2 separate regions of the Homo sapiens genome follow, and region 1 is linked to region 2. Evidence: read pairs that join two places in POLR2A ChIA-PET (ENCODE). Cell type or tissue: B cell. All regions are shown on one strand. Links, peaks and the distances in the headings refer to the core of each region. The heading gives the core; the rest is flanking DNA.

Region 1 (5,389 bases), core at 130-5,129, 280 kb after region 2:
AACTCAAGAGCATCCAGGAACATTCTTCTTGGCCATTAAATACAGTAAGCAGTTGTCCATTACATGTCCATCTTCAACTTGAGTTATGTAGTACAAACTGGGCCATGGTATTGGGAGCAGCCCTGAACCTTAGTCCAGGGAAAATCTAAATTCCAGGGTGGAACTCTTGCTCCTTGATTTCAGTCACTAGATTTAGGAATTTACACACTTTTTAAGATGAGAAACAAATTTAGTGTAAGATTTGTAAAATTTTCAAAATGAATGAAATGAAATCTTCAAATGAATTCCCTTCAAATGAATGGAGTTTGCTATCTCCATGCAGATAGTCATCTGTATGACTATTATTTGAGTGCTTTCAACTATTTAAAATAAATTGATTTTTAGCAATTTTGTAGAATATAAAATTTCAAGAAAAACAATTTTTGGTGCAGGTAGGATAGGCATTCTTTGCACGTCAAAAAAGAAAAATGGCCTGAGTGATTTTGATTTCTTTTTGTAACTTGTAATATCCCAATGATACAGAATTGTGTTTAGATTTGTAAGAAGGACAGGTTATAGAAGTTCTTCCAGCCGGGTGCCATGGCTCACGCCTGTAATCCTAACACGTTGGGAGGCCGAGGTGGGTGGATCACCTGAGGTCAGGAGTTCAAGACCAGCCTGTCCAACATGGTGAATCCCCGTCTCTACTAAAAATAAAATAAAATACAAAAATTAGCCGGGAGTGGTGGTGCGTGCCTGTAATCCCATCTACTCAGGAGGCTAAGGCAGGAGAATTGCTTGAACCCAGGAGGCGGAGGTTGCAGTAAGCCAAGATCGTGCCATTGCACTCCATCCTAGGCAACACAGCAAGACCCCGTCTCAAAAAAAAGAAAAAAGAAAAAAACTTCTTCCTAGTGTTTAATTGTAGCTCCTTAAGTTTTTGAAAATGCCATTTTAAATTTTGCAATGTTTCTTTCACACTTACGTTGCCCATCATGCAATCTTTAGGCCACTGCTAAATACACTGCTCTTCTCCAAGCTTGAACTACATGATGTTTAATGATGCCAAGGATCTTTGAAAGGACTCTGTGTGTGTGTGTGTGTGTGTGTGTGTGTCAGGGCCTCAGTCTGTCACTCCGGCTGGAGTGCGGTCATGCAATCATAGCACATTGCAACTTCGACCTTCCAGGCTCAGGCAATCCTCCCACCTCAGCCCTTCAAGTAGCTGGGATTACAGGAGTGCGCCACCACACCTGGCTAATTTTTGTATTTTTTGTAGAGACGAGGTTTCCACATGTGGCCCAGGCTGGTCTCAAACACCTAGCCTCAAGCAGTCTGCCCACCTTGGCCTCCCAAGGTGCTGGGATGACAGATGCAAGCCACTGCACCTGGCCTCAACAAGTTTATATGTAAACTTGAGCAAGAAAAATAGATTTTTAGATCTTACAAAGTTTTCTGTGATCTCCAACTTCAGAAAATCAGTTCCAGTACAGTAATTGAATATCAGTTCTCTGTGTTTCAGTATTAAATCAGCTTTCCCTAATATTTTGCTCAATTTCAAATGTATATGAGAAAATACCTGTTATGTATTGATGGCTGATCTGCTCAGTTCACTGAAAAGATGTGACATTGAAACTTTGTTCCTATTTACCCACGTAATTCACAGAAACTGAAGAAAGTTCTTAATAAGATAGTCAGTGTTTCCAGAACAAGTTATTTCAATGGTCATTATTGCTACACAGTGTAATTCCGTGCACACTGTTATTATCTGTTTTATTAGGATCATCACAGACACATTCATTAAATATTTTGCAGCTAAATATTTGATTCTTGCAAACTTTCATTCTTTTCCAGCAGGAAACTTCTTCAGTATCTATAAAGTAAGTGATAAGATGATGGTTGCTAATGAACATCAATGTTCTTTGCAACCCTACAAGCCTATGCCTACAGTATAGTTGCAAAAGTTATCAACTTGTCTGAAACAGTATACATTCTGGTCCTTAGATTTGGTTTTCTCTGTGCAAAAAAAGTTAGTGGGACATACAACTCAGTGATAATTATTTTATAGCTTCTTACCATGCATTCCATTTTAAATGTTGATCTTGATAAATACTGCACATAAACTATGAGCAAAACACAGGTTTCTATTTGATAACTAAGAAATCAGAAGATAATGTGATATAATGAGTATGATAAAAAATGAAACTTGATTTAGTGCTTTGAATGTAAATAAAAGGTGACATATTAACTGATTTTATCATCTTTATGTTTGAAAGTACAATCTCAGGAGATTTGAATTTAATATCACTACCAAGTTTATTCTGCTTCATTTGAAAACCCATGTCAAATGTAGAATGTGTTCTCTTTATGGAACTGTGGCGACACTTCCTAAGACAGAAAGATGAATGAAGCGTGTCGGTGTAGGTATGTGTGGTCATATCTGACTCAGTACCAGAGATTTGCAGAGAGCAGGCCTATCTGTGAGACAATATGAGACAGTCTGTTTCCCTTGCAGCTGTTCACATTTCCTTGTTTTGCCCTGGTGTTGTGTGTACATGTTTTTTGTTTTTTGTTTTTTTTAATAAAAAGTGCTGAATTTGGGTAATGATAATTTCATTAGAAAAAGAGAGTAAACAGTAACAGATTCATTCTTGTTTTCCCTCTAGGGATAATTTATTAACATTCTTCCTTCTCTCTTCCTCCCCCTTCACACCTCAGCTTTACAAATACACCTGATACCTTCAAATTTCAGGAAAGCAAATAGCAAAAGGAAATACATTTTGTCATTCCAATATAACTTGAATTTAAGCTTCTAGAGCAGGGATTCACAAACTATGGCCCTCAGGCCAAATCCAGCTGGCCACCTGTTTTTGTAAATAAAGTTTTATTGGAACACAGCCATGCTCATTCATTTATGGATTATTAACAGCCGCCCTCATACAACACAACAGGGTTTAGTGGCTGTGACAGAGATCATATGGCCTGCAAAGCCTAAAATATTTCCTATCTTGCCAGGATAGGATTAGGATCCTGATATTCTTTTTTTTTTTTTTTTTGAGACAGAGTCTCACTCTGTTGCCCAGGCTGGAGTGCAGTGGTGTGATCTCGGCTCACCTTAACCTCCACCTCTCGGGTTCAAGCGATCCTCCTGCCTCAGCTACCTTAGTAGCTGGGACTACAGGCATGCACCACCACACCCAGCTCATTTTTGTATTTTTAGTAGAGATGGGGTTTCATCATGTTGGCCAGGCTAGTCTCGAACTCCTCACCTCAGGTGAGAATCCTGACATTCTTTAACATGGCAAGGCTTGTAATTGAGTAGCTAATAGTTTTCAAATCATATTGAGTGTATTTTTCCCTGCAGCCTATAAATAGAATTTTTTACAGCTTTTTTCCCAAGTATTTGCCAAAGATATCTCCCTGGCACAAGGCATTGTGTATTACTGAATTCTAGTAACAAGCTGAGGAGATCTGGATGAGAGAAAGGACAGCATATCAGCAGGGCAGGGTCAGGTCCCTGCTACTCTGGCTGTATGACCCTGACCATGACAGTTCACCTGACTGGAACTCAGCTTTTGACTTTTTAAAATGGAGGAGTTGAATCATGTTGACATCTAAGATCTCCTCTTTTTTTTATTTTTATTTTTTTGGTACCCCAAACAGAGTCTCATTCTGTCACCCAGGCTGGAGTGCAGTGGCACAATCACAGCTCACTCATCCTGGGCTCAGGGAACCCTCCTACCTCCCCATCTTGAGTAGCTGGGACTACAGGCAATCACCACCACACCCAGCAAATTTTTTTATTTTTTTGTAGAGACAGAGTCTCACTATCTTGCCGAGGTTGGTCTTGAATTCCTGGGCTTAAGTGATCTTCCTACCTCGTATGGCCTCCCCAAGTGCTGGGATTACAGGCATGAACCACCACACCCAGCCCTAAGGTCTCTTTTACCTTGAAAGTTGTATAAAGTAAGTCAGACTTAAAAGATACAAAAGAAAGAATTAAATATAGTCAAAACACATTTCTTAATTTTGAGGGAAAGTTTTTAACTGCACATGCAGGATCGAAGAGAAATAATATCTGGTTCCTAAAGAAACAAGCTGAAATAAATATTCCTGGTGTGTTTATTTTATGTTACTCTGAATTTTTTTTAAATCTATTTACAATTTCTATGTACTAGTCCAAATATAATACTTATTTTTTCTAGAGGAAGCATTTCTTAAACACTACTATGTACTCAGCCTCACGCTAGGGGCTATTACCTAATGTCAGAGAACCCGAGTCTGGTCGTGGGAAAGAAAAAGAACCACTTAAACAGCATGTTCTATAATGTACCTCAGACATTCAGTTCCCTCTTGGCTGTTGATGCCCTTGGTGTGGCAGACACCCCAGTGTTGGCTCTGTCCTGAGTTGCAGACGTGTGGTTTCTGCATCGTCAGTATACTCAGCACCTGGTCTCAGAAACGTTCTCGTCCCCTGCCCCCAGGGGTTACCACATAGCTTTTTACTTCTGAGTCCTCTTGTCCTCCTGGGCAGGGCTGTATCCAGATGGCTCCAGCCAGGCTACCTTCTGCAGTGTCTCCTTGACTCATGGGAAACACACACATGCTTAACTCAACATACACTACAAGCATGGCCTGCCCCAGGCGGCCTCCAGTCATGAAAGAGGCAGGCACCAGTCTCTTTTTGCTTAGGACCCCAAATGCTACATGTCAAGCTGCCCCAAGGACTCTCTCTCACACAGAGATCCTTTCTAGTGTACCAAGGTGGGCCTATAAGTTGCTACAATTCAGCAAGCATCCCTCCAGAGAATGAGATAGTGAGCTCTTCTGGCTGGCACCTCCAGTGTCTAATGCGTGGTTCTTTTGGGGCATCTACCATCCTTCACTTTGTATGAGGGAGGGTGCAATCCCCTCTCCTTTCCTCCCGAACAAGAAGGAGAAGGGAATAATCAAATACTTGCTCTTCTTAGTCCTGTGACTCCTACAAATCCCAGACTTCTGCCTCTATAGGCAGAATGAGGGGTCCTGGGGTGAATATGGAAGGGCCATTTTGACTGCCTTTCAGCAAGCCCAGGAGAAGTGGTCTAGCAGCTTTATAGCAGGTTCAGTGCCATTTACTTCCTCTTGGCCTTAGCTTTGGGCTTTAGCTGAAAGTCCAAGACTACTGGTAAGGTCCCAAGTAACATTTTATATATTCTTTATATATGATAGAATGGGGGGTGGGTAAAGGGTAAGAAAGACAAGCTGCAGTCTTCCTTTGTTCTCAAAACCCAGCTACCTTTCATTTGCCCCAGACCTTGACAAAACTCTACCTAGATTTGAAATTTGAGTCCTGCATATCTTTGCAGGCAGCATATAATATGCAGATGACCCATGAGAATGAGAAATCCAAAAGCACTATGTTTCTAAC
Region 2 (5,389 bases), core at 258-5,257:
TTTATAGGTGTACAATTTAGCGGCATTCATTGCATTTACAATGTTGTGTAGCCATCACCACTATGTCTATACCTTTGTGCTATATTACCCTACGTAGATATTATGGGAAGAAGGAAAAATTCTTCCCATAATATCTACAATGGTATAGAATTGTTAAATGATTTCTTAAGATAGTTTTATTATTTTAGATCTGGATTAAGAAAATCCTTTGGTAAATGTTATAGTTGGATCTGATTGGCCAGAATTCAAACCAGCAAGTACCTTATTCAATAGCTGCTTTTGTAGGCACAGGTATTCCAGTACCACAGGGTAATGAGTATTTCAAACAAAAGAGGGTTAGAGATATGTCTAATGTTTATTGCCATACCCTCACCCTCTGGGCTTTGATCTTTCTGGTGGTCTTAAGTTACTACTATAGATTTCTTCCTTGCTCATAATATCTATTTGGCAATGGGACTGAAATCTGGTAACTTCTATTGGGAACAAACCATTCCTCTCCACTGTGGAAATGGCTGTTGTCTCATAAGTATTCTCCCTCCTGCTCCCGACTGTTAATACTAAATCTTTGGGTAAATAAAGTTACTCATCTGTACAAAGAGATTGGAGACCAGTCTAATTCCCCTATTTGAAGGAAGCCCCAGAGAGTTGGAACTAATAGTTAAGTGATGCATTTAGAATTAGAACACACCTGTTCCAATCTCCAATCAGGGAAGTTGATTGTCTTGTGGTGGTTGAAGAAACAGAGAGGGACGGGGTCAGCAGAAAAACCTATGAATAAACCTCCAGTGCCTTATGGTTTTTCCTGAAGTCAGAATTTAGAGCTTGACAAAATGAAAGTATTTATCTAGTTCTAACCCACTCTATTAAAAATGAGGAAACTGGCGCAGAGTGACTGTAACTTAAAAATATATAACCAGTTAGTTGCAAAGCTAGAACTGGACACCCGTATGTCTTGACTTTTGCCCTAGTGCCAAATATATGAGAGTGTGACTCTGGCCCTGCCTCTAATAGTTTATTTGCCTACAAGATATTTAGTGGAATTGTCAGTGCCACATTACTGTAGAATTATTTCAAAAGAAATATTTTTGATATTCTGGTTTTGTATCCCCTTCTAACCAATTAGGAACAAGATATTTTTAGTGCCAGTTAATAGTGCAGTCTTTCAGCAGAAAGGAATCTAAATCAATATGCAGTGTTAAATTCACTTTAATAAATGTGAAAATTGTTTTTAAAGTAACCATTGATTATAAAGAGAGATGCTTTCTATACATTTTGGTGGGTACATATACAGTATTTTTCTCATATAAGTGAATACTTACTATATACTATTTTTTAAAAGCCTAAAGTCCTACAGAACATAAACATATAAGGCAACTGAAATCTGTACACCTTCTCAATATATAAAATAAGTGAATATTTGCTTCTAATGAAAGAGATAAAGATTAGATAACTTCAACAGGGGACCTTGGCATATGTCTGATAATAGATATGAGACAGGGATAGCATATTGATTAAAAAAGTCATGGACTTTGGATCTGGAATTTTTAGGACCCGGATTCTCACTGAACCAGTTACTTGATCTGGGGCTATAGCCAAGTTATTTAACTTCTCTGAAACTCGATTTCCTTATCTGTAAAATGGGGATAAATATGCTACCTTAGAGAGTTATGAGAATTAAGTGAGTTAATACCAGTACCTCTTAGAAAAATGACTGGCATATAGTAAGTACTCAATAGCTGTAATAATAATAATAATATACCAATACATACTAATACTAATAAAGTATCTGTTACTAATAATTTTATCATTGCTACTGTTGCTCTTGTTGGAAGATTATGGTAAAGGTGACATGTGAACAGATAATCCTTTTATGCTTCTATGGTAAGTATAGGACTTTTTACCTGTGGATGCTTTTGACTACTTGGATTTAAATACAAATATTTTAATCATAATTAAACAACTATTAATGAAATTTTTTGTTAAGAAAATATTTCCCAGTCCAGATGGTTCCACTAAGCCAGCTCCTTGATCAGTTTTCTGTACCATGCAGTTAAACTATTTTTTCCATTTTCATGTTTATGTTCCTGAAAGTATATTCATTGGGATTACTTTTTTCTGTTTAAATACTAAAACCAGGCTTTTTAAAGTATCAAATTGTATTAATCATGGTTTCCACTATTTTAAGTCTTCTTTTGTACTGGTATTGAAGTACATTTTTTTTTTCTTCATCATTATACACTAATGTACTAACCAATATAGCTTTTTTAAAGAAGCATTGTTACACCTCCCTGATTATGCTTCATTTAAAATGCAGTCCCCTACAGTCCTCTCCACCAATCCCCACCCCCAACCTTTATATTGTTCTTAACATCACTTTCTTCAATAACTCTGGAGTGAGGGAGCATAAACAGTAGGTTATGGGTGAAAGTGAAATGGCCCCATAGTGCTGTTTCTGATGACTAGAAGAGTAGCATGGCTGAGTCTTGCAGTACACCAAGATGTTCTGCATGAGAGGATAAAGGTGGGAAAAGGAAGAAAGCTAAAATGATTTCGCAAATGCTCTACAGCATCTGAGTTATGAAGAGAGGCATTTCAACAGGAAAAGGAGGCCACAATGTTTAGTTAAGTGGTAAAGAAGACTCACTGAAACTTAAGGAAAAACCAAAGAGTATTTCCATGGTTATTTTCAAATATTTGTTCTCTCATCAGTTCTACTCTGGGCAAATATATAATGCAGAATTTCACTTTTTAAAGATCACATTATTGAAACTATTCTGCTAAGCAATGACTTCTTGATTTACGGTAGGACTCACCAAGATTTTAAATAAAGCAATAAAAACAGATTTGCTCTAATGGCTTTAGTGTTATACACTGTGGTTGATAGTGTAATGTTTTATTAAGATTGATAAACATTAAGCATTGTGTATTTGAATCAACCACTAATCCAAACCAGTAAGCATCTGTTACCATTCGTGATTGTCTGTTATGTGAAAAGCAACATTATTGCAGAGCTAAGAGTATCTTGAGCAGTAATTGAAATAGTAGCCTTTGCTAACTGGACTGATCACTACAACTGTCTTTATTTTCTGATGATTATAATGCATTTTATCTACTAGAGTTGAGGTTTTAGCTGAGTGATCACTTTCAAAAAGAATGATTAGTCTTGATCAATAGTGTATTACCTATAGATGAGACTTTTAGCATAATGCAATTTCCTTAGCTGGTGTTGAGATCCATTTCATCTGTTCAGGAAATGAAAGCAGGAGATATATAGTACTTTGGATTGTTTGTATTGCAGATTAGCTAAATATTTGTGGGAAATCAGAGGTCTAAAACATGCTTAAAATTCTAGTCTGATATCTGGATAAAGAAAATGCAGTACATATACACCATAGAATACTATGCAGCCATAAAAAGGAACAAGATCATGTCATTTGCAGGGTCATGGGTGGAAGCCATTATCCTCAGCAAACTAATACACGAACAGAAGACCAAACACTGCATGTTCTTACATATAAGTGGGAGCTAAACAATGAGAACATATGCACATGGAGGGGAACAACACACACTCGGGCCTGTAGCAGGGGAGGGAGAGCATTAGGAAAAGTAGCTAATGCATGCTGGACTTAATACCTAGGTGATGGGTTGATAGGTGCAACAAACCACCATGGCACACGTTTACCTATGTAGCTAACCTGCACGTCCTACACATGTACCCCAGAACTTAAAATTTTTAAAAAAAAATCTAGTCTGTTATATGGTAGTAACAGACTATTAGATTGGTGCAAAAGCAATTGTGGTTTTTGCCATTAAAAGTAATAGCAAAAACTGGCTGGGCATGGTGGCTCACGCCTGTAATCCCAGCAATTTTGGAGGCCAAGGTGGGCAGATTGTCTGAGCTCAGGAGTTCGAAACCAGCCTGGGCAACATGCTGAAACCCCGTCTCTACTAAAATACAAAAAATTAGCTGGGCGTGGTGGTGTGCGCCTATAGACCCAGCCACTCAGGAGGCTGAGGCAGGAAGAATTGCTTGAACCCAGGAGGCGGAGGTTGCAGTGAGCCGAGATCGTGCCACTGCACTCCAGCCTTGGCAACAGAGCGAGACTCTGTCTCCAAAAAAAAAAAAAAAAAAAAAGGAACAACAAAAACTGCAATTACTTTTGCACTAACCTAATACAATCTCATTAAGCACAGTAACTCTGCATTGTGTATTGTAGAAGCACCAGAATTTTCTTACAAATGAAATGATAATGGCTTTTTGATGTGTTCCCTAGAAAGAATTGTGGTCCATCATCTTTTCAGTAGATATACTTTTTGTTATTTAGTGCTTTAGGTGTTATTTGCTAATATTACAGCCAAAATAAAATAGGAATGTGCAGTGGAACTCATTTCTTCTCTGTTATAGCTGGCTCTTTGAAAGTTGTTTGAGGAAACTCTAATTACCTACAGCCCTGCAATGAATTGCACAACAGATGTACTGTTTTAAAGTCTTGATTCTTGCATGCATTTTTCACCTTTTACTTCAGTTTTAGTCTTTGATTTGGAACACTTAATGTTAAGCAGTATAAATGTGTCTTTCTAGGTGACATAATTGGATTCTCTCTCTCTCTCTCTTTTTTTTTTTTTTTTTTTTTTTTGTGAGGAAGAAAGCAAGGTCAGCATTAGCTTTGCATTTTCTTCCCAGGTTGTTGTTCCTTGAATGGAGTCAGAGTTGGGTCAGGGTCAAAAATACTGACTACTACTGCTACTACTACTTCTTCTTCTTTAGCTAAAATATTGTAGTAGAATCTACATATTTTTGATAAAAACCCCTTCTGAAATTTTGCATTTTAGGTAATATTCAAATGACATCATTTCAGTCCTTTTGTTTGTTATTACTTCTGACAAAAGCACTTTTCTGTAAGCTTTTCATTTATTTTACTCTTCAGCTATGAAGTATTTGATTATATGAGGACACAGGAAGAAATAAGGAGTAGCCCATGGCCCCAGCTAATGTGTTAGACATCTTATACAGGATTAGTGCTAGATTAGTTCCATGAGGTGATTTGAACTGTCAAGGTCATCAAAAACAAGGTAAGTCTGAGAAACTGTCACAGCCAAGAGGAGCTGAAGGAGAATGATGACTAAATGTAATCTGGTATGCTGGATGGGATCCTGGAGCAGAAAAAGGGCATTTAGGTAAAAACTAAGGAAATCCAAATAAAGAATGGACTTGAGTTAATGCTGATGTATCAATATTGGTCCATTAATTATTACAAGTGTACCATTCTAATGGAAGATGTTAGTAATAGGGGAACTGGATTCAGGGTATATGGAAGTCTCTGTACTATCTTTGTAATTTTTTTGATAATCCAAAACTATTCTGAAAAATAAAGTTTATTCTTTTAAA

The links. Peaks named below come from ENCODE experiments on the same cell type or tissue, not always from the same donor. Only the 100,000 strongest peaks of a DNase experiment are listed, where the experiment ranks them.
Region 1: POLR2A ChIA-PET joins it to region 2 with 10 read pairs; 2 of 35 experiments call an interaction of 5 or more read pairs at or near these places.

What each region holds. Positions count from the first base shown.
Region 1 is chrX:41,593,841-41,599,229 of GRCh38, reverse strand. The region is part of intron 12 of CASK (calcium/calmodulin dependent serine protein kinase); the gene reads left to right. Among named protein-coding and RNA genes, the nearest start is that of CASK-AS1, 79 kb to the right of the region's middle. RefSeq lists silencers at 2,313-2,362, 2,403-2,522. In B cell, for the core only: no CTCF peak of the experiment used is centred there; a DNase peak (open chromatin) is centred at 2,429; H3K27ac peaks cover 474 bases.
Region 2 is chrX:41,872,532-41,877,920 of GRCh38, reverse strand. The region is part of intron 1 of CASK (calcium/calmodulin dependent serine protein kinase); the gene reads left to right. Among named protein-coding and RNA genes, the nearest start is that of CASK, 48 kb to the left of the region's middle. In B cell, for the core only: no CTCF peak of the experiment used is centred there; no DNase peak of the experiment used is centred there.